Regions from separate parts of the Mus musculus genome. Here region 2 is linked to region 1. The links are chromatin loops, found by intact Hi-C in ENCODE. Cell type or tissue: left cerebral cortex. All regions are shown on one strand. Links, peaks and the distances in the headings refer to the core of each region. The heading gives the core; the rest is flanking DNA.

Region 1 (5,375 bases), core at 213-5,212:
TGGGCAGAACTTTGGGGGTTGGGCTAGTACTAACTACCAGAAGCTATAGTTTAGTATCAACTATCCCACTGCCCAAGATGAGATACTCAGATATGCAGCCTTTATCTCCACATGACATTTCTCACTTAGGGGCACGGTGGTCTCAAGACAGGGTTTCTCTGTGGACCTGACTGTCCTGGAACTCCCTCAGTAGGCCAGGTTAGCCAGGAACTCAGAGATCCACCTGCCTCTGCCTCCCAAGTGCTGGAATTAAAGGTGTGCACCTCCGCCACAGGGCTTCCTCATGGCATTTCTAACAGTCCAACTACCAAATGTGGAGAGCCCAGTGACCATCCACAGCCACCAGGCACAGGGACAGTGGCAGATGGGATGCAGGCCCTGTGGCCTAAGGAAACAAAATTTCAGGGGGGCAGGAGGAATACATTTCAGATATACTACACAGCAGGGTGATGGCCATCCTAATGCAATCTTTTCTAAGATGTTCAGAGCAACTGCCAGCTTCCTCTGGCCCTAGCACCTTAAGGAGACAGCATGGAGACCCATAACCCCAGAGTTTGAGGGAAGTGGGTAGAGAATCAGTCAACTTTGGATTCTTTCCAGAGTTCAATCATAATGTCTCCATATTTTGTGTGCAAGAGCCAGCCTATTGCCCTCCATAGTTGAACTTTAAAGCAGCAAGAAGTATTAAGACTGTAGTTGACCTGGCCCATGATACAGGTCCTATACTGCATAAAATGCACCAAAAATGCCCTTGGGAAAGAATATGAAGGTGGCCTGAGGAAGCAGATCTAGAAGTCCTCTGTCCCTTTCCAGAAGGCTCTCTACAAGCTGAAACAGGAGTCTGGACACATCCCTGTCTCCTATAATTTTTTATAACTGAAATTAAGTATAGCAAATACTTAAACTTCAGTTAGAGCATAGACAGAGGTAGCTTCTTGTCAGGTGTCATCACACCAGTAAAGGCATGTGGGGGAAACACCAAGCCTTTGTCCTCAGCCTCTAAAAGAACTGTAAGGTCTAGTGAAAGAATGCTAGTATGAGTGTGCCGTTCTGCCACCCAGAACGACAGCTGTGTGTGAGACCTTTCTAGTGTCCAAAGTTTTGCTTGATGCACAGCTCCATGCCTCTGAGAATGTGATACTGCTGTCTGAGGGAGGACAGGCATGGCTGAACAGAACAGCTCCCACATGCTGCTCTCTGGGAGGCCATATTCAAGCACAGACCTAGGACAGTCACAGTGATCTGAGAGGATTGAAGAAACAAAGGACAGCCCTCAGTACAGCGGAGTGAATATACAGCCAGGTGCAAACAAGCCCTTAAGGACCTGTGTCCTGTGATATGAAATTGCTCCTGGCAGCTTGGTAGTAATTAAAGAACTTGAAATTCTGTGTAGCTGGGCCCTCACCAAGTATCCAGAACTGCTGTTCCCCTTCCCATGCATGGGTCATGAAAGCCCAGCCTTCCTTGTGACAGAGGCTGACATCAGGCCCTGAGGCAGTGAGCACCTCAGAAGAATACATGGGGGAGGTGATGCTGGTGGTGTCCTAGGTCTGCTGTGCCTATAGAAGGAGGGAGGAGTATCTCAAGGAATGATAGGATGTGGGGTTTGCTTAATTGGCCTCTGCCTCCAAAGAACAACCTGGTGAGGACCTGTCACCTCTGATGAGACAGGTGCCCCCTCATGAGCTCCACTCTAGTCTTCTCCCCAGGAGGGCAGTTAACCATCAAGGCAGGATGCTCTCTACTTTGGAAGAAAAGAGTTAGAAAGGCTTTCAACCTCCTCTGAGACTTCTGCAACTTTGAAAAAGTGCTTCCCATAAGGAGATAAGGCGGTGCCCCTGAAGGGAGAGAAAGCGCTGGCTTAGGATAAGTCCTCAGGCTCATCAGATGTTCCACACCAAAAATTCATTCATTCATTTGTTCATTCATTCATTCTCTCTGTCTCCCTACCTTTCCCTTCCTCCCTCTCTCCTGCCCCCCTCATGCCTCCACCCTTCCCTCTCTCACTGAAGAAAAAGAAAACCTAGAATGTGCCCAGGTTCTCCTGCCCATGAACCTGGTCTCCAAAGTCACAAAATTTGTTGTTCTGCCTCCCATAGCAGGATGTTTTTGGATTCAGGTCTCTGAGTTCAATTCCCTGGCAGTCACAGAAACCTTGCCGGACTGCTGCCTCCCAGAGCACCCGGCCTGCACTGCACTGTGCTGAGCTCTGCTGCCCTCTGGTGGTCAGGGTTCTTTCCTTCGCTGGGATTCCCATTCTGCAGCAGGGCATTGCTTCTCCTTATCAACTCCAGCATCCAGATGATCCTGTCTGAGTGATCCACAGACTTCACTAGATCCACTGGGCTCCCTCTGTGTTGCGCGCGCTCAACTGGCCAGGAAGAACGACGCTGCTACAGGATCCTTCTGCACACATTTATTCAGTCCTGTTTCTTCTTGTTTATATCTCCCTTGTTTATATCTCCCCTGTTTATATCTCCCCTGTTTATATCTCCCTTGTTTTCATATCTCCCTTGTTTTTATATCTCCCTTGTTTATATATCTCCCTTGTTTTTATATCTCCCCCGAACCCTGGGCCTCTCACTCCTTTTATACTCTCTCTCATCCACGAACCGCAGGCCACGCCCCCTCACCAGGCACGCAGCCTCAGCTAATCAGGGCAGCAGGGGCAAATCTCCACCAAATTGGATTCACCTGTATCCTGGTACACCTGCCCAGCACTCAAGATGTTTGTGTCTTATATGAGGAAGTCAGGTGCAAGTCATATGACTTAGCTGCAGTCTCTGGCGCCTTTGGGACTGCCGCCACACCCGCTCCCCACAATTCCCCCTTTTTTCTTTTTTGGCAGAGAGAATGTCTGTAGATAGCCCCCCGCAGCCATGTCCCTTACCCGTCCTTGGGTGACAAACAGCATTGGTTTGATCCCTGTCTTAGGTTGGTGACATGCCCAGGGAGTCTTATCACTGACTACCTCTCTATCATGCCAAGCCACTCCTGGGGAGATTGTGTTTTGCTTGTGGCAGGTGCATCAAAAGGCCAGGATGTTAATTAACCTATGGCCAGATCTTAATTGCTGCAAGCAAGCCTCATGGGTGAAGGTAGAGGTCTGATCCCCAGTGTGCAAGCATAGGGGCCCTACACAAAACCATCCCTTAGGCTCATCACCCAGAGAGGTCTTGGCCAGCTCCCGTGTCGTTTTTCCTGGGGGAAGGGAACTAGGACACTGAACCTTCATGCAATCAGACGTGCCTTCCACAGGATGCCAACAGCAGCTATCCTCTGTGCAGTGCTTAGCCTCGCACCCCACGGCATAACGCAGCATAATTTCTTTTAGAGCGGCAAACCGAATCTGAGGAGATTGTCCCGCCTCCACTGCAGCAAAAGCCTATGCTACCATGGCGAAAGTGCGGGCCGCACACTCTGCACCTAACACATGTGCCAAACACAAAACACACACACACTATAACAAGCATACATCCCAGGGCTCTCATCCCCGCTCATCTTCCCTGAAGCAAGGGATAGATAGCCAGAGGGGATATCTCTTTAAGGGGAATTCAGGGATCAAAAAGCGTGGAAAAATTTGAATGTCATGTCGAGCTGGTATCGGCTTCTGGAATACCGAAAGGATCTCTCATCTCGGCTCCATCCTTTGTGCTTGTGGGATCATCCACCACATCCACAGGGGCAACTGGATCAGGAGCCTCATTCTTGCAGCGTCTCACCAATCTCTCCAGCACCCAAAGAGGTTCCGTCTGGTCCTGTGGAAACACACAAACAGACCCTCTCGCCCACATCAACACCTGATCTGGTCGATCCCCGGGGGGGATGGACACAATACCTCGTGGTGATGAGACCATAACCTCAATCACCTGTGTGTCCATCTGGGAAGTCAATATGAGAGTCAAGTTTTCACTAGCTTCCCCTCTGTTAGGCAATGATTTCCACGCCCTTATAGCAATCTGATTCACCTGCTCAAACACCTGCACTGGATATCCTGTCTGTTGTTGTGCAAATCTACCTTGATCAAGCAGCATATCTCTATCCCATGCAAATTCAGCTTGATCAGTGAAAATAGGACATCCCAGCAAGGAGAATCTATCCTCTTTCCAGACCTCCGGACAGAAGGTCTGCCCATAGATGGCTGACGAGGAGGCATAGGGAGGGGGAGCAAAAGCTAATTCGCCTTCCTCCTCTGCCTCAGCTCTTTTATTTTGTCCTTTCTGTCCACCTGATAACACTGTGTCTCCTTTCTTTTTCCTTTTTCTTTTTAAGCCCTTCTCTTCCAACATACTTTCTTGTTGCTCTATAAGGATTTTCTGACCTGTCTTGACTGCCTCTTGATTCAAACAGTAACAGAGTCCATATATCAGAACAAACAAGACCAAAACTACCAGACCTACCCACAAAGGGTCAATGGGAGAAAAAAGCATAACTACACAGCGAGGATCTATTGATCACTACACTGAGGTTATCATAGTTCCTTAACTTGTCCCCAAACCAGGAACCTTAACTTGTCCCAAAGCCGGGAACCTTTCGTTACCTTGTGCCTGCTTGCTGGCAACTTTATGCTCACCTCTATTTTATCCGAGGTCCTTCCCAAACTCCTGGGGTCGCAAGTTTCACTCACCATGAACTTACCCTGCCGGCAACCACTGACTGCTGAAAGTTCTGAACTCGGTGGGGGAGTCGGTTCCCAGTACGGGCCACCAATTGTCACGCCCGCTCTCGACCAGCAAGAACGACGTGACCACCAGTCCTTCTAACAGCAGTTTATTCAGTCTTCATCTTTCTTCTTTCTCTTCATCAGTACCGTTCCCCAGCTGAAGAGTTCTGAATCCACGCCGGATCCTTCTCAACAGTCTGTTTCACGGGAACCTTTATTAACCCCTTCTTCCCCGTTATGCAGTTCTGAATCCTCCCTGTAGCAGGGGGTCTTCGCTTGTGCCTGAAGATGTTTCTTGTCCCGGGTTTCGGCACCACTTGTTGCGCGCGCTCAACTGGCCAGGAAGAACGACGCTGCTACAGGATCCTTCTGCACACATTTATTCAGTCCTGTTTCTTCTTGTTTATATCTCCCTTGTTTATATCTCCCCTGTTTATATCTCCCTTGTTTTTATATCTCCCCCGAACCCTGGGCCTCTCACTCCTTTTATACTCTCTCTCATCCACGAACCGCAGGCCACGCCCCCTCACCAGGCACGCAGCCTCAGCTAATCAGGGCAGCAGGGGCAAATCTCCACCAAATTGGATTCACCTGTATCCTGGTACACCTGCCCAGCACTCAAGATGTTTGTGTCTTATATGAGGAAGTCAGGTGCAAGTCATATGACTTAGCTGCAGTCTCTGGCGCCTTTGGGACTGCCGCCACACCCGCT
Region 2 (5,375 bases), core at 281-5,280, 120 kb before region 1:
TTTGAAACAGAGTCTCTTTCACTGGGATCTAGTGTTCACTGATTCATCTAGGCTGGCTGACCAGTGAACCCCAGGGGACTGCTTGTCTCTGCCTTTCTAATTCTGACATTGTAAGCAAATGTCACCATGGCCAACCTTTCCTGTGGGAGCTGGGGGCAAGCTCAGGTTCTCACATTTGTGCAACTTCTTACTGATTGAGCCATCTGCAGATAAGCATAGCTGGAGGTTCGGTTCTGTTCTGTTTTTGTTTGTTTGTTTGTTTGGAGGCTGAAGACCAAAGCTTGGGTCTCATGCAACCTAGACAAGTTCGCTGTCATGGAGTTATATATCCTTAGCTCCTATTTTTCTTATGATTTGCCTTGGAGCTGGTTTTACATCTGATAATTCTTTTTATATGGTGTCAATTTAAATGACAGTAAAATGATAAAAATTAAAGTTTACCTTTTATAAAAGCAAAAATAAACACATCCTCTGAAATTGCCCCACCATCCTGGGAGCACGGTCTCTGTATGGGTGTTAGGCTTTTGTTGCATGTCCTGCGGTGGACTTACTTAGGACCAGACTCAACAGGGGAACTTCCAGCTTGTTTGTTGCTTTGTCCTGGGCCCTGGTCCAGGTCAGTAAATGACTGCAGTCTTGGGCTAGTGAGGCCTTACAGGCCCAGGCTCAGGAATCCAGGTGGTGAGGCTGACTTGCAAAATGCAAAGGGAATGGATAGTTTGTTTTCTTAAAAAGCCCCTTACAGGCTGGAGAGGAAGCTGAGCAGTTAAAAGCAAGCCTGTTCCTCCAGAGAACCCCGAGGTCTCTTTTTCTTTGTATGTGGCTTGTTGTTGTTTGAATTCATGGTCTCTCTGTGTTATCCCAGCTGGCCTCGAAATCAACAGGTAGACTAGGTTGGCCTGAAGTTCACAACTATCCTCCTGCCTCTTAAGACCAGATTGCAGTTTCAAATGCTCATATATCAGGCAGCTAACAGCTGTCCTCTTTAGGGACCAGCACATACTGACACAAACATATATAAATTAAAAAAAATTTTTTTTTCTAAAAATAAGGACAGGTAAATATTGAGATACACATCTTTAATCCCAGTGCTCTAGAGGCAGAACCAGGTGGGTCTCTGTGAGTCCAAGGCCAACCTGGTCTATATAGTGAATTCCAGGATATCCAGGGCTATATAGAGAGACTCTGTCTCAAAAACAAACAAACAAACAAACAAACAAACCACCCCACACTTAACATGAGTCAGGGTGTGACTCAGTGGTTAAGTGCTTGCCGTTCATCTATGAAGCTCTGGGTTCTTAGGCAGCACAGGGATGTGGAGGGGGCGGTAGATCTTGCGACTGAAATTAAAGTAGACAGGGTGTGATGCTTGCTACTTCGTGAGGATCTAGAGTCAGCTGGGAGACAAGCCTCTGAGTAGGCCTGTGAGGGACAGAGACATTCCGTCAGCCACAGTTGTTAACTGATTGGCATTGCAAGACAAGGAAAGGGGGGAGGGGGAGGAGGCTATGACGACAGTGGTGGCAATGATACTTCTGGTTTTGTTTTTGTTTAAAAAAAAAACCACGAAGTGCTAACATAGAGTTTTCAAAAAGAGAGGTGTATTTTATTCATATTTACCCAAGGTGATACGGAGAGCTCTCTGAACAAGGAGCTGCTGTCATGGGAGGAACCGAGTGTGGACACCCCGGGGTGGTCGGAGAAGCTTGGTGAGTGAGACTTTTGGTCAGGTCTGTCCTAGTAGTCCTGAATGTGAGACAGGGAATGTAGCACATGATGTTATTTTCTTGACTCAACCGTAATTTTCTATTTCTTTGTTTCAATTTGTTTAATAGACACACACACACACATAAAATTGTATGTATTAATGCTAGCTTTCGATACCTGTGTACATTGTATGATGTTAAAATCAGGTTAAGTGTATTGATTTTCTCAGTTATTGTTTCTAGAGGGTGAGATCTTTCAAAATCTATGTTTTTAGATTTCCAGCTCATTATTGTTACCCAGTCATGCTATTGTGCTCACGAAAATTTCTACCTAACTGGACTTAGTTTGTAAAATGGATTAGAAATACGTGAGAACCAATTAGCAGAGTGCTCTCAGTCTGGGAGGAGGGTTTATACCGGGTTGCTAAGGGGCTTCCTCCTTGTCTAACAGTCGAATGAAGACATTCTCAGCCTCCTAAACTTATTAGTAAACGCTGCAACAGGCTATGAGTGCTCTGATCAACCCAGACCTCAACCCATTTGAAACATCTGCAGGGTCTGCGGGAAAGCTCCTGACCCACAGCTAGCTCCAAAGGAGAAAGCATACTTGATCTGCCTCGAAGGTTCTGACCTGATGGCGACCCGCCAAGTGACATGCCTGGGAAGATTTCACAACTGCTGTCTCCAGGTTGGGTGGCAGAAACGAACGGTAAACTGGGAGGTTATGGGACTAGAAAGAAGGTCACCTAACATTTGGGGCATGAAGATGGGCCCGCGGGATGGGCGGGGCCGGCGTGGGAGATTCCTTCAGATCATTCAGGCAATCTGTCTGGGCCTCTGCCCTACCCTGCCTGCTCCGCGCTGGTGCTACCTTCAGAGACGCAGTGCAGATCCCCCAAGGCGCTCTCGGAAACACCGAATCCTTGCTTGGGCTTGCTGGTCAGATACTTGGGGTCCTTTATCAGTTTGTAAATTGCTCCTCTCGTAGCCCCCTAAATAATTTCTTTTGTATCAGTTCCAGGATGTTGCTAGATCTCAGCCTCCAAAAAGTCAGTTCCTTGTCCAGCTGGAAGATGCTACGTATTTCCTCTCTTCCACTCCGACCGACCGTTGATTTCATCATCGGGTGGCTGTTGCTGTCTCAGCAAAACCCGTGCTCCCTTGACTTACCGCTTGAGGACAGCAGTGAGTTGTCTGCTTTAGCTCAGTGCAGGTGGCACCAGGCAGCAGGCCAGGTAGCAAGCTCAGTCAGTACCCACCTCTGTTCCAGGTGCCTTCCACGTGGATAGCTGTGGGGGTCAAAAGACAGAACCAGAGCTCAGAAGCCCCGTGCAACACCTGTTGGAGATTCGGTTTTCAAGGCGGCCTGATGTGACAGTTGGATTTAGGAAGAGAGTTGAGATGCCAGAGGTTTATCTATGTACTTCTTTTGGAATTTTAGTTACATTTTAGTTTGCTGTGACCAAATGCTTGACCAGAAACACCTAAGGGAAGACCACTTTATTCTGGTTTTGAGGGGATCAGTCAGCTGTAGTGAGAAATGGTAGCCCTGGAGGCTGGGGCCAAGGGTCACAATGAATCCACAGTGCTCAGCTAACATTCTTCTTTTTATTTAGTCTAGGTTTCCAGCCACTGGGATGGTGTCCTAGTTAGGACCTATCTGTCTATCTATCTATCTATCTATCTATCTATCTATCTATCCATCCATCCATCCATCCATTCATCCTTGACACAGGTTAGAGATATCTGGGAAAAGGCAATTCATTTGAGAAAATGACTCCATTAGATAGCCTATATGCAACTCTGCATTTTCTTGATTATATGTGTGTGTGTGTGGGGGGGGGGGAATATTCTACTGGGGTGGTGCCAACCCTGGGCAACCGGGAGTTGAGGGGATCTTTGTGCAAATGAAAGTTTGTTCAAGTGTGTGTGTGTGTTAAAACATTTGCATAAATGTTTTGTAAAGTGAGACAGATAGCACAATTACAGTGTTTGATGAAAAATACTATTTTTTCCTGTTGTTTAACCTAGGAAGATGGCTCAGTGCATCCCAAACAAACTTGAGAGTCTTGAGCTCCGATCCCCGCCACCCACTAAGAAGTTAGAGGTGATGGCACACATTTGTAATCCCAGAACTGGAGAGTGAAGTGGGGGAGGCATCCCTGAAGCCCACTGGCCTGACAGTCACTAGGCAAAGTGAGGTTCCCTTTGCAGGTTTTAAGACTTGTTCACCAAAGAATTTAGAAAGCTCAAGAACGGTTTTATTAGAGTTTAAGAAAAACAGTGCCGCCGGCTGTGGTGGCGCACGCCTTTAATCCCAGCACTCAGGAGGCAGAGGCAGGCGGATTTCTGAGTTCGAGGCCAGCCTGGTCTACAGAGTGAGTTCCAGGACAGCCAGGGCTACACAGAGAAACCCTGTCTCGAAAAACAAAAAACAAAAAACAAAACAAAAACAAAAACAAAAACAAAAACAAAAAACAAAAAAAAAAAAAGAAAAAAGAAAAACAGTGCAGGGCATAGGTTAGGTGAAAATCTCAGCAGTCACCTATAACAGATGGGGAAAAAGTTACGCCTTTTACGTTTGTCACAAAATAGAAGTAGATTAAGAAAGAAGTCTGGGGCTGGAGAGATGGCTCAGTGATTAAGAGCACTGTGCTCTTCCGGAGGTCCTGAGTTCAAGCCCCAGCAACCTCATGGGGGTTCATAGCTATCTTTAGTGTGATCTGTTGCCCCCTTCTGGCATGTAGGTGCACATGCAGATAGGGCACTCATATACATAAAATAAACAAATAAATTATTAAAAAGAAAGAGAGGAAGAAAGAAAGAGAGGAAGAAAGAAAGAGAGAAAGAAAGAAAGAGAGAAAGAAAGGAAGGAAGGAAGGAAGAAAGAAAGAAAGAAAGAAAGAAAGAAAGAAAGAAAGAAAGAAAGAAAGGAAGGAAGGAAGAAGGAGGTGCAAGGCAAGCTAGGCATGGTGACATGTGTCTTTAATCCCAGGCAGAGGCAGGAGGATCTCAGTGAGTTCAAGGCCAGTCTGATCTACAGAGCAAGTTCCAGGATAGCCAGAGCAACACAGAGAAACCCTCTTAGGAAGAAAAAACAAGGAGAAGAAGAAAAAGTGCTCTAAAGGTGGAAGTGGGCTGCTGAGCGAAGGTCAGAGCCTGTAAAGTGCCTGGTCGTGTTATGTGTATGTTCCTTACACCCCTCTCCTGGCCGTGTTATATGCACAGTCCTTACACCCCTCTCCTGGCTATGCTATGTGCATGGTTCTTACACCCCTTTCCTGGCTGTGTTATGTGTACGGTCCTTACACCCCTCTCATGATTTCACACTTGCTTGTTAGATGATAACAAATCAAGGTAAGAAAGGGTTCCAGGCTTTTTCTGTGACCTGGCTTCTTTCATGTGTTAATCTTCATTCTGCTTCTTAAGTTCCTACTCTCCTATCACAACCTCATCAAATCTGTGATGACCAGGGTCAGTGGTAGACCATGCCTCAAAATATCAGGTGGAGCATTATTGAAGAATCAGGAACATATCAACCCCAGACACACACAGACACACAGACACACACAGACACACAGATACAGTCACACACAGACACACATAGACACAGACAGACAGGCAGACAGACAGGCAGACAGACACACACAAGCCTGCATGCATGCAGGC

What was found. Peaks named below come from ENCODE experiments on the same cell type or tissue, not always from the same donor. Only the 100,000 strongest peaks of a DNase experiment are listed, where the experiment ranks them.
Region 2: it touches region 1 in a loop (4-fold over the local background); 2 of 42 quality-filtered maps call a loop at or near these places.

What each region holds. Positions count from the first base shown.
Region 1 is chr1:34,600,346-34,605,720 of GRCm38, forward strand. No RefSeq gene overlaps it. Among named protein-coding and RNA genes, the nearest start is that of Amer3, 23 kb to the left of the region's middle. In left cerebral cortex, for the core only: a CTCF peak has its summit at 2,213 (motif pointing left); a DNase peak (open chromatin) is centred at 2,222.
Region 2 is chr1:34,483,168-34,488,542 of GRCm38, forward strand. It overlaps 4930568A12Rik (a long non-coding RNA gene), which reads right to left. Exons shown (of 6, transcript XR_865327.2): 2 at 2,578-2,995; 3 at 1,621-1,746. It overlaps Gm32566 (a long non-coding RNA gene), which reads left to right and starts at 1,180. Exons shown (of 3, transcript XR_003947768.1): 1 at 1,180-1,709; 2 at 2,262-2,394; 3 at 2,722-4,172. In left cerebral cortex, for the core only: CTCF peaks have their summits at 2,882 and 4,449 (motif pointing left); DNase peaks (open chromatin) are centred at 2,402, 2,507 and 2,878; H3K4me3 peaks cover 597 bases.